Regions from separate parts of the Homo sapiens genome. Here region 1 is linked to region 2. The links are chromatin contacts, found by Hi-C in ENCODE. All regions are on one chromosome and are shown on one strand. Each heading gives the region's core, a stretch centred on a gene start or an enhancer-like site at or near the end of the contact. The rest is flanking DNA. Distances are from core to core; before and after follow the strand shown. Region 1 holds the start of MELTF-AS1 (MELTF antisense RNA 1). Region 2 holds the start of RNF168 (ring finger protein 168).

Region 1 (3,531 bases), core at 814-3,313, 500 kb before region 2:
AGGAGTGCTTTACTCTGGGTCCCTGGGCTTCCCTAGGGGGTTGCTAAGTCCTCTGAAGTAATGTGGGAGAAGAATCCTGGGTGGATGTGCATTTTTCTGGGGAGAAGGCTGACAGCTTTCATCAGATCTTCAGGAGGATCTGCGAGTCCCTCCAAAAAGACTGAGAGCCACCTGACTCCTTCGTTCCTCCTTGATCAGTACTTAACACTTTACATAGACATTCATGCATGTTCTCCAGATGTCCTTTATTTATATTCGTATTCATAAGTTCTCATACTACTTCTGGTCTTTTTAGTAGCTCTTTTAGGGCTGTAGCCACAGAACGGTCATTCTAGTGATTCTGAGCAGGGTGGAGAGGAGTGCAGCATCCCTGGGCGGGTGGGTCAGTGAAGACACGCCCAGCTCACCTGATATTCTGTGACTGGTTGCAGAACACAAGTCCCTCTCGAAATTGTTTAGGTTTGTGGGGAGATATCTGTAAGACAGAGTGAGAAAGCCTTATGGAAAAGGCCAAGAAGTGCTCAGCAGGCCTAGCAGAACGCTCAGGAATCCCACCCACACCATCCCTCATTTCTGGGTCTTTCTTCCTGGACATCTCAGGCCTCAGACCTGCATCCAGGAGCTGGAGCACCGCAGTGCTTCTGAACGCCTCTTCCAGTGGCACCTGCGGGCCTAGTGTCCCCACACCCGCTTGGGTGACAGAGGCCAATCAGTTGTCAAGCTTATGACTTCCAATCAGAGTGGTGGGGCCCTGAAATGACTTGCTCTTTGGGTCACTGTATGTAAAGCAATTTGCAGCTAGCGGCACTGGGCGGGTGACCCTGCCTGAGCCCAGTGAGGAGCAGGTCGTCTGCCTGCGGTGCTTCCAGGACCTGTTTGGAGACGACCACAATAAGAACGGGTTCAAAATGTTCGACTCCTCCAACTATCATGGCCAAGACCTGCTTTTCAAGGATGCCACCGTCCGGGCGGTGCCTGTCGGAGAGAAAACCACCTACCGCGGCTGGCTGGGGCTGGACTACGTGGCGGCGCTGGAAGGGATGTCGTCTCAGCAGTGCTCGGGCGCAGGTAGGACAGGCCCGCCCTGCCGCCTCCCCTGGTGCTATTCAGACCCCTTCACCCCAGAACCCTGAGGGAGCGGGGGGCGCTGCGGGTCCGGGGAGGCGGGTGGAGGCCCGTTCGCAGCAGTCCAGGTGGGGTGTCCCGGGAGGATTTTGGCCAGGAGGCTGCGGGCCGGGAGGGCGGGAGCCCGGCGGGTCTCCCAGACGGACCTGGGTAATGAGTGTGAACGCTCAAAACGGCGGCGCGGGGAGGATCTGGGGCCACGGCAGAGACATGCGTGTGCTGCCTTTCTGGAAAGAGCGCATCTGGAAGGGCAGCAGGGGAAAGGAGCACAAAGAGGGAGGCTGCGGCGAGTTCGGTCCCGAAAGATGCCCCCACCCCCACCCCAGAGCGGGCGCCTGAGGCGGCCACCGCGGCCCGGGCTTCGGGGCCTGACCCGCCGCGTTCGTCCCCAGCGGCCCCGGCGCCCGGGGCGCCCCTGCTCCCGCTGCTGCTGCCCGCCCTCGCCGCCCGCCTGCTCCCGCCCGCCCTCTGAGCCCGGCCGCCCCGCCCCAGAGCTCCGATGCCCGCCCGGGGAGTTTCCGCGGCGGCTTCGCGCTGGAATCCAGAAGGAAGCTCGCGAAGGCCGGGCCCGGCGTGGGCGGGAGCAGGCGCCTCCCCGGGAGCCCCGCCGCCCACGGGCGCCACCTGGCGCTGCTACCTGAGGCGCCGCCCCCGGGCCCGCGCGGCCCTTCCCGCCAACCGCCGCCTCCCGCCACCTGGAGCCGCGCGGGCCGCGCCGGAGGAGGCCGGTTGCCCAGGAAACCGCTGAGTCCGGGCTTCCCGCCGCCCGCCCCGCGGTGTCGCCCGAGGGGCCCGCCCGCCTCCTCCCCGCAGCCCCGCGCCCCCGTCCGCGAGGCCCCCTGGGGACGCGGTGGCCGCCGAGGCGCCTACACCCGCAGGCCGCGGCCAGGCCGTCCCAGGAGGCCCCGGCGCCAACGGGACCCGGCGCGTGGGACAGCGGCCTCTGCTGGCGGCGGCGGGAGGGAGGCCGGACCGGGGCGACGGGGAGAAGCCTTCGCCCGCGGGACCGTGTCCGGGGTGGGGGCTCCAGTTCCTCCGACCGCCCGTGCGCTGGGAGGGAGGCCGAGCCCGGGGAACGCCGCGTGCCCTGCCTCGTCCCCCACTGTGGCCGCGCCAGCTCCATCCCGGGCCAGCCGCGTCCACGGGCCCCCTCCCGAGTCTCCTCAGGCTCTCGCCTCCCCTACCCCCGTGGGATGCCCACCGCCCGCACCCACGCCCGAGCCTGGCGGCAGCAGCCGCCCCCCGCCTGAAGGGAGCCGGAGGTGACCCAGGCCGCGGGCTCCCGAGGCCCCTGAAGGGCTGCGCGTGGGGACCCGCCATGCTTCTGGGTTCCGAACGGGGGTGAGCTCCGTCTCCTCACCCGGCCCCGCACCCGCTGGGCCTGGGGACCCCTCACTCCCCGTGCCCGCCCCTCCGCGAGGCAGCAGAAAGCGCCCGGCCGGGGCCTCTCTCTACTCCATCTTGCCACAGTTGTCTGAGAAGCCAGAAAAAGTTTCCAGAACTGGCAGCCCTTAAAAAAAATGAAGAGGAAGAGAAGAAATGGGAGCAGGCAGCCCTCGTCAGCAGACCGGGAGCCGCGTGGGCGCGGAGCCATTTGCATTCCGGTCTGCGGGGGCTCGGGGATGCTGGTGACAGGCCCGGTTCCCGGTGGCTCGCCCCCACCTGCGGGCGTCGGGAAGGATCCCTTCCATCTCTCAGCCGCAGAGGAGGCCCTGGCAGCGCCCCGGCTGTAGCCATGCAACCCCGAGGAGTCCCGGGCACCTTCACCCCACCGGGAGGGGCCACAAGGACCTGGGCCTCGGCCACCAAGCTTTGTCCCCTCTCGCTGTGGGGGGCTAGTGATTCTCCTCCGACCTGACGATTGCTTGGTTTTTTCAAAAGGGAGTTTTGTGCGGTGAGAAGTGTGTTTCTGTGTGGCTAACTCTGGGCTAGCGTGCCGTGGCCATTGAAGGTGTGGCCTGCGTGGGTGCAGTGTAAGTGACGCTGGATTGTCAGGTGGCAGCAGGGGACCCCTGCTGTGTCAGTGCTAATGAAACATGTTGGTTGGTTTCTAAAATAAAGCCAAACAAGCCAGCACATGCAGAGGCTTGGACCCTGATAGAAACTTCTGCTGCCGATTTCTTTCGTTTTGTTAGGCACTCAAAGGCCTACCTGCTCCACCGAGAAGGGCAGATTCCATTCTCCAAGAGCCAGTCAGGGACCACTCTCATCCTCTAGTCAGTGAGGCCCCCCGCGCCCTTCTTCGACCTGGACTGGTTCTCTGGCTCTTGCAGGGCCTCCGCTGCCCTGGCACATTCCAGCTGCCTCCACCCCATCAGGCTCTGGGGTGTCTGCCCTTCTGTGGATGGGTGCAGAGAAGGGTGCAAACTTCTCTGCTGCCCCCTGCCCCACACCTCCAAAATAAGC
Region 2 (3,643 bases), core at 1,137-3,636:
AGCCAGAGATTCCGGAAATGCAACTGGTGAGCCCCAAAAAGAGCAAGTGATTATGGGTACAGAAAGCAAACAAAGTGAAGGAAATCTGAGGAAGTACATGAAATATATCCATTACACAAGACATAAGCACCTGAAGATAGAAATCAAAATACAGGAGTTCAATAGTAAAACTGCAATAAAAATCAGTATCACTGGGCAATATATGACTGGGTGAGTTTAGAAAAGGGGCATTACTGGTGGTGGGGAGTGCATTAAATTGCACATAAAAGTGCACTCTGGAAGAAGTGAATTAATTTTTTTTTTTTTCGAGACGGAGTCTTGCTCTGTCAACCCAGGCTGGAGTGCAGTGGTGCAATCTGGCCTCACTGCAACCTCTGCCTCCCGGGTTCAAGCAATTCTTCTGCCTCAGCCTCCCGACTAGCTGGGATTACAGGCACCTGCCACCATGCCCAGCTAATTTTTGTATTTTTAGTAGAGACTGAGTTTCAACATGTTGGTCAGGCTGGTCTCGAACTCCTGACCTTGTGATCCGCCCTCCTTGGCCTCCCAAAGTGCTGGGATTACAGGCATGAGCCACCGTGCCTGGCCCAACTGCATTAAATTGGTGTTTGAAGTAGGCACAGCCACAAAGCAACCCATTTAGGATGAACCGAGAAAGCAATGTCATGAAAGCAAAACGTTTGGATGACAGAGAATAAATCATAGTTGCATGTTTAAAAGAATAATGGGAGATTCGATGGGAAAAGCAGGTTGTGGACATATTAGGAAGCCTGAAGGCCAGGTGCAGTGGCTCACGCCTGTAATCCCAGCACTTTGGAAGGCCAAGGCCGGTGGATCACCTGAGGTCAGGAGTTCGAGACCAGCATGGCCAACATGGTGAAACCCCATCTCTACTAAGAATACAAAAATTTGCCAGGCGTGGTATTACAATGCACGTGGTATTACAAGGCACGCGCCTGTAATTGCAGCTACTCGGGAGGCTGAGGCATGAGAATCGCTTGAACCCAGGAGGTGGAGGTTGCAGTAAGCTGAGATCAAACCACTGCACTCCAACCTGGGCAACAGAATGAGGAGCCATCTCAAAAAAACAAACAAACGAACAAAAAACAAGCCTGAAATTCCAAGCTAAGGTACTGTTACTGTAGACAACCAGATGACAGTCCCAGGTTTCTTTTTTTTTTCTTTTTTTTGAGACAGGGTCTTGCCCTGTCACCCAGGCTGGGGTGCAGTGGTACGATCACTGTTCACTGCAGCCTTGACCTCCTGGGCTCAAGTGATCCTCCCACCTCAGCCACCAGAGTAGCTGAGAGTATAAGTGTGAGCCAGCACACCGAGTTAATTTTTTTATTTTTTGTAGAGACAGGGTCTCACTATGTTGCCCAGGCTGGACCTGAACTCCTGGGCTCCACTGATCTTCCCGCCTTGGCCTTCCAAAGTGCTGGGACTACAGGTGTGAGCTATCACAGACAATAACAGGTTTCTGAACCCACATTGAAATGAAAGTTCCCAAAGACTTCTACCAACGACCGATGTCTCCTCGTTGTTCTCAACCTGGAAACCATCCCCTACCCAGCCTGAATGCTCTCAGCAGCCTCAAAACAACTTAAAGGCTGCTTTCACGCACAGTGATTTTCTTTTCTCTTCCTTCACACTGATTGATTCCCTCAAAAAATGCAGGTCCGGAGCTGGCTATGGAGTTGCAAGCTCTAGACCCAGCTACTCCAGAGGCTGAGGCGAAAGAATCCCTGGAACCCTGGAGTTGTAGTCCAGCCTGGATAAAACAGTGAGACCCCAATTCTTTTATCTATTTATTTATTTGTATTTTTTGAGGTGGAATTTTGCTCTGTCCCCCAGGCTGGAGTGCAGTGGCACAATCTCGGCTCACTGCAGCCTCTGCCTCCCAGGTTTAGCGATTCTCCTGTCTCAGCCTCCTGAGTAGCTGGAATTGCAGGAGCTTGTCACAATGCCCAGCTAATTTTTGTATTTTTAGTAAGGACGGGGGTTTCACCATGTTGGCCAGGCTGGTCTTGAACTCCTGACCTCAGGTGATCCGCCCGCCTCGGCCTCCCGAAGTGCTGGGATTACAGGCGTGAGCCACCGCACCCGGCCTTGTTTGGCTGTTGATTTTGTTTTGAGGTTTCCCTTTTTCTACCCAGAAACCAAGAAACCAGGGGTGTCTGAGGCCTCGCAGAAATCTCAGGGAAAGGTCAGGCTCCACCCAGGCTGCACTAGGCGGGGCTGCGACGCCAGGGCGGGACCGTCTCCGGCTGGGAGGGAGGGCGGGCGGCGCGCAGACCCCGGAAGTCCCGCCCCGGGAACGTTCGCCCTTGGGCAGTTTTCTGGGTGGGAAGTGCGATTTTGGCGGGCGGTTGTGACGTTGCTAGCGCTTGTCCGGTGGCTGCTGCGCTGCCGCAACGAATAGGGTTTCTGGCTGCGTAGGAGGGACGGGGGCGCGGAGCTCTGGGAAACTGCGCCAGGCGCCCGAAAGGTGAACACGGGAGTCGCGCGTCTCCCCCGCAGCAGCGGTAAAGCGGAAGTTATGCTGCAGCCGGAGCCCGGGCTTCCTCCCGGAGCCGCGTCCCGGGGCCCGGCTGCCCCGAGCTGAGCGGAGCATCCTTTCCGGGTGAGGGGAGGAGAGGACTTGGCGCGTTCCCCTCGCTGCCCCGGGAGCCGCAGCCGCGGTGTTCATGCCGCGGAGCAGCCAGGCTCCTCCGACGAAAACCTGCATTTATTTGCTGGCGGGACGTTTGCCTTGAAAATGGACAAAGACGCCGCCCTCCGGGGTATTCCTGTTTGCCTGACCCTGAGAGCGCCTTTTTGCTTCAAGACGTGTTGGATGCTCCTGTTCTCCGAATTCTGATACGCTTCTGGGCATAATACTGAAACACAAAACTGCTTTTGCTCTCTCTGTGGTTGGCCGAAAATAGGATTCTTTTTCGTGCAGGTGTCGTTGTTTAGTCGGCTTTACTAACATATTGAAATGGCTCTACCCAAAGACGCCATCCCCTCGCTGTCCGAGTGCCAGTGCGGGATCTGCATGGAAATCCTCGTGGAGCCCGTCACCCTCCCGTGTAACCACACGCTGTGTAAACCGTGCTTCCAGTCGACCGTCGAAAAGGCGAGTTTATGCTGTCCCTTCTGTCGCCGCCGGGTATCGTCGTGGACTCGGTACCATACCCGAAGAAATTCTCTCGTCAACGTGGAACTGTGGACGATAATTCAAAAACACTATCCCAGGGAGTGCAAGCTTAGAGCGTCTGGCCAAGAATCAGAGGAAGTGGGTGAGTAAACCATGGCGTGTTTGTTGGCCAAAAGCCGCAAGTCTTTGAAAAGGTGAATCATCACTTTTCCATTTAAAAAGTAAAAACAAACCAAAAAACCCGACTAGTATTTGTCTAAATAGTTCTCAGAGGTTAGGGGGTTTATGGGTCCCCAAATGTCGATGGATTATAAAGTCAAGGGCAAGATTTTGTCCATTGTCAAAATGCCCGCGCTGTGTTCGATGGGTGTTTGTTGTGTTAAAAATTAAAGAATTGCCCGTCTGGAGCCTTCTTTTTTTTTTTTTTGAGACAGGATCTCGCTCCGTCCTCCAGGCTGGAGTGCAGTGGCGCGATCTCGGCTCCCTGCAACCTCCGCCTCCCGG

What was found. A loop is a pair of places that touch in the nucleus more often than their neighbours do. Pooled maps may share reads with other maps.
Region 1: a pooled map shows a loop between it and region 2 (6-fold over the local background). The contact joins the promoter of MELTF-AS1 here to the promoter of RNF168 in region 2. A Hi-C loop is called at or near these places in 4 of 50 pooled maps.

What each region holds. Positions count from the first base shown.
Region 1 is chr3:197,001,438-197,004,968 of GRCh38, reverse strand. MELTF-AS1 (MELTF antisense RNA 1) reads right to left here and starts at 2,063. Exons shown (of 4, transcript NR_038285.1): 1 at 1,996-2,063; 2 at 999-1,367; 3 at 610-872; 4 at 225-475. MELTF (melanotransferrin) reads left to right here. Exons shown (of 16, transcript NM_005929.6): 15 at 870-1,068; 16 at 1,518-3,229. The coding sequence ends at 1,597. RefSeq lists silencers at 1,105-1,504, 1,545-2,334, 2,485-2,564.
Region 2 is chr3:196,502,511-196,506,153 of GRCh38, reverse strand. It overlaps RNF168 (ring finger protein 168), which reads left to right and starts at 2,386. Exons shown (of 6, transcript NM_152617.4): 1 at 2,386-3,281. The coding sequence starts at 2,981. LOC105374307 (a long non-coding RNA gene) reads right to left here and starts at 802. Exons shown (of 3, transcript XR_924897.3): 1 at 1-802. RefSeq lists a silencer at 2,137-2,436 and enhancers at 3,057-3,146, 3,187-3,256, 2,908-3,591, 3,592-3,643.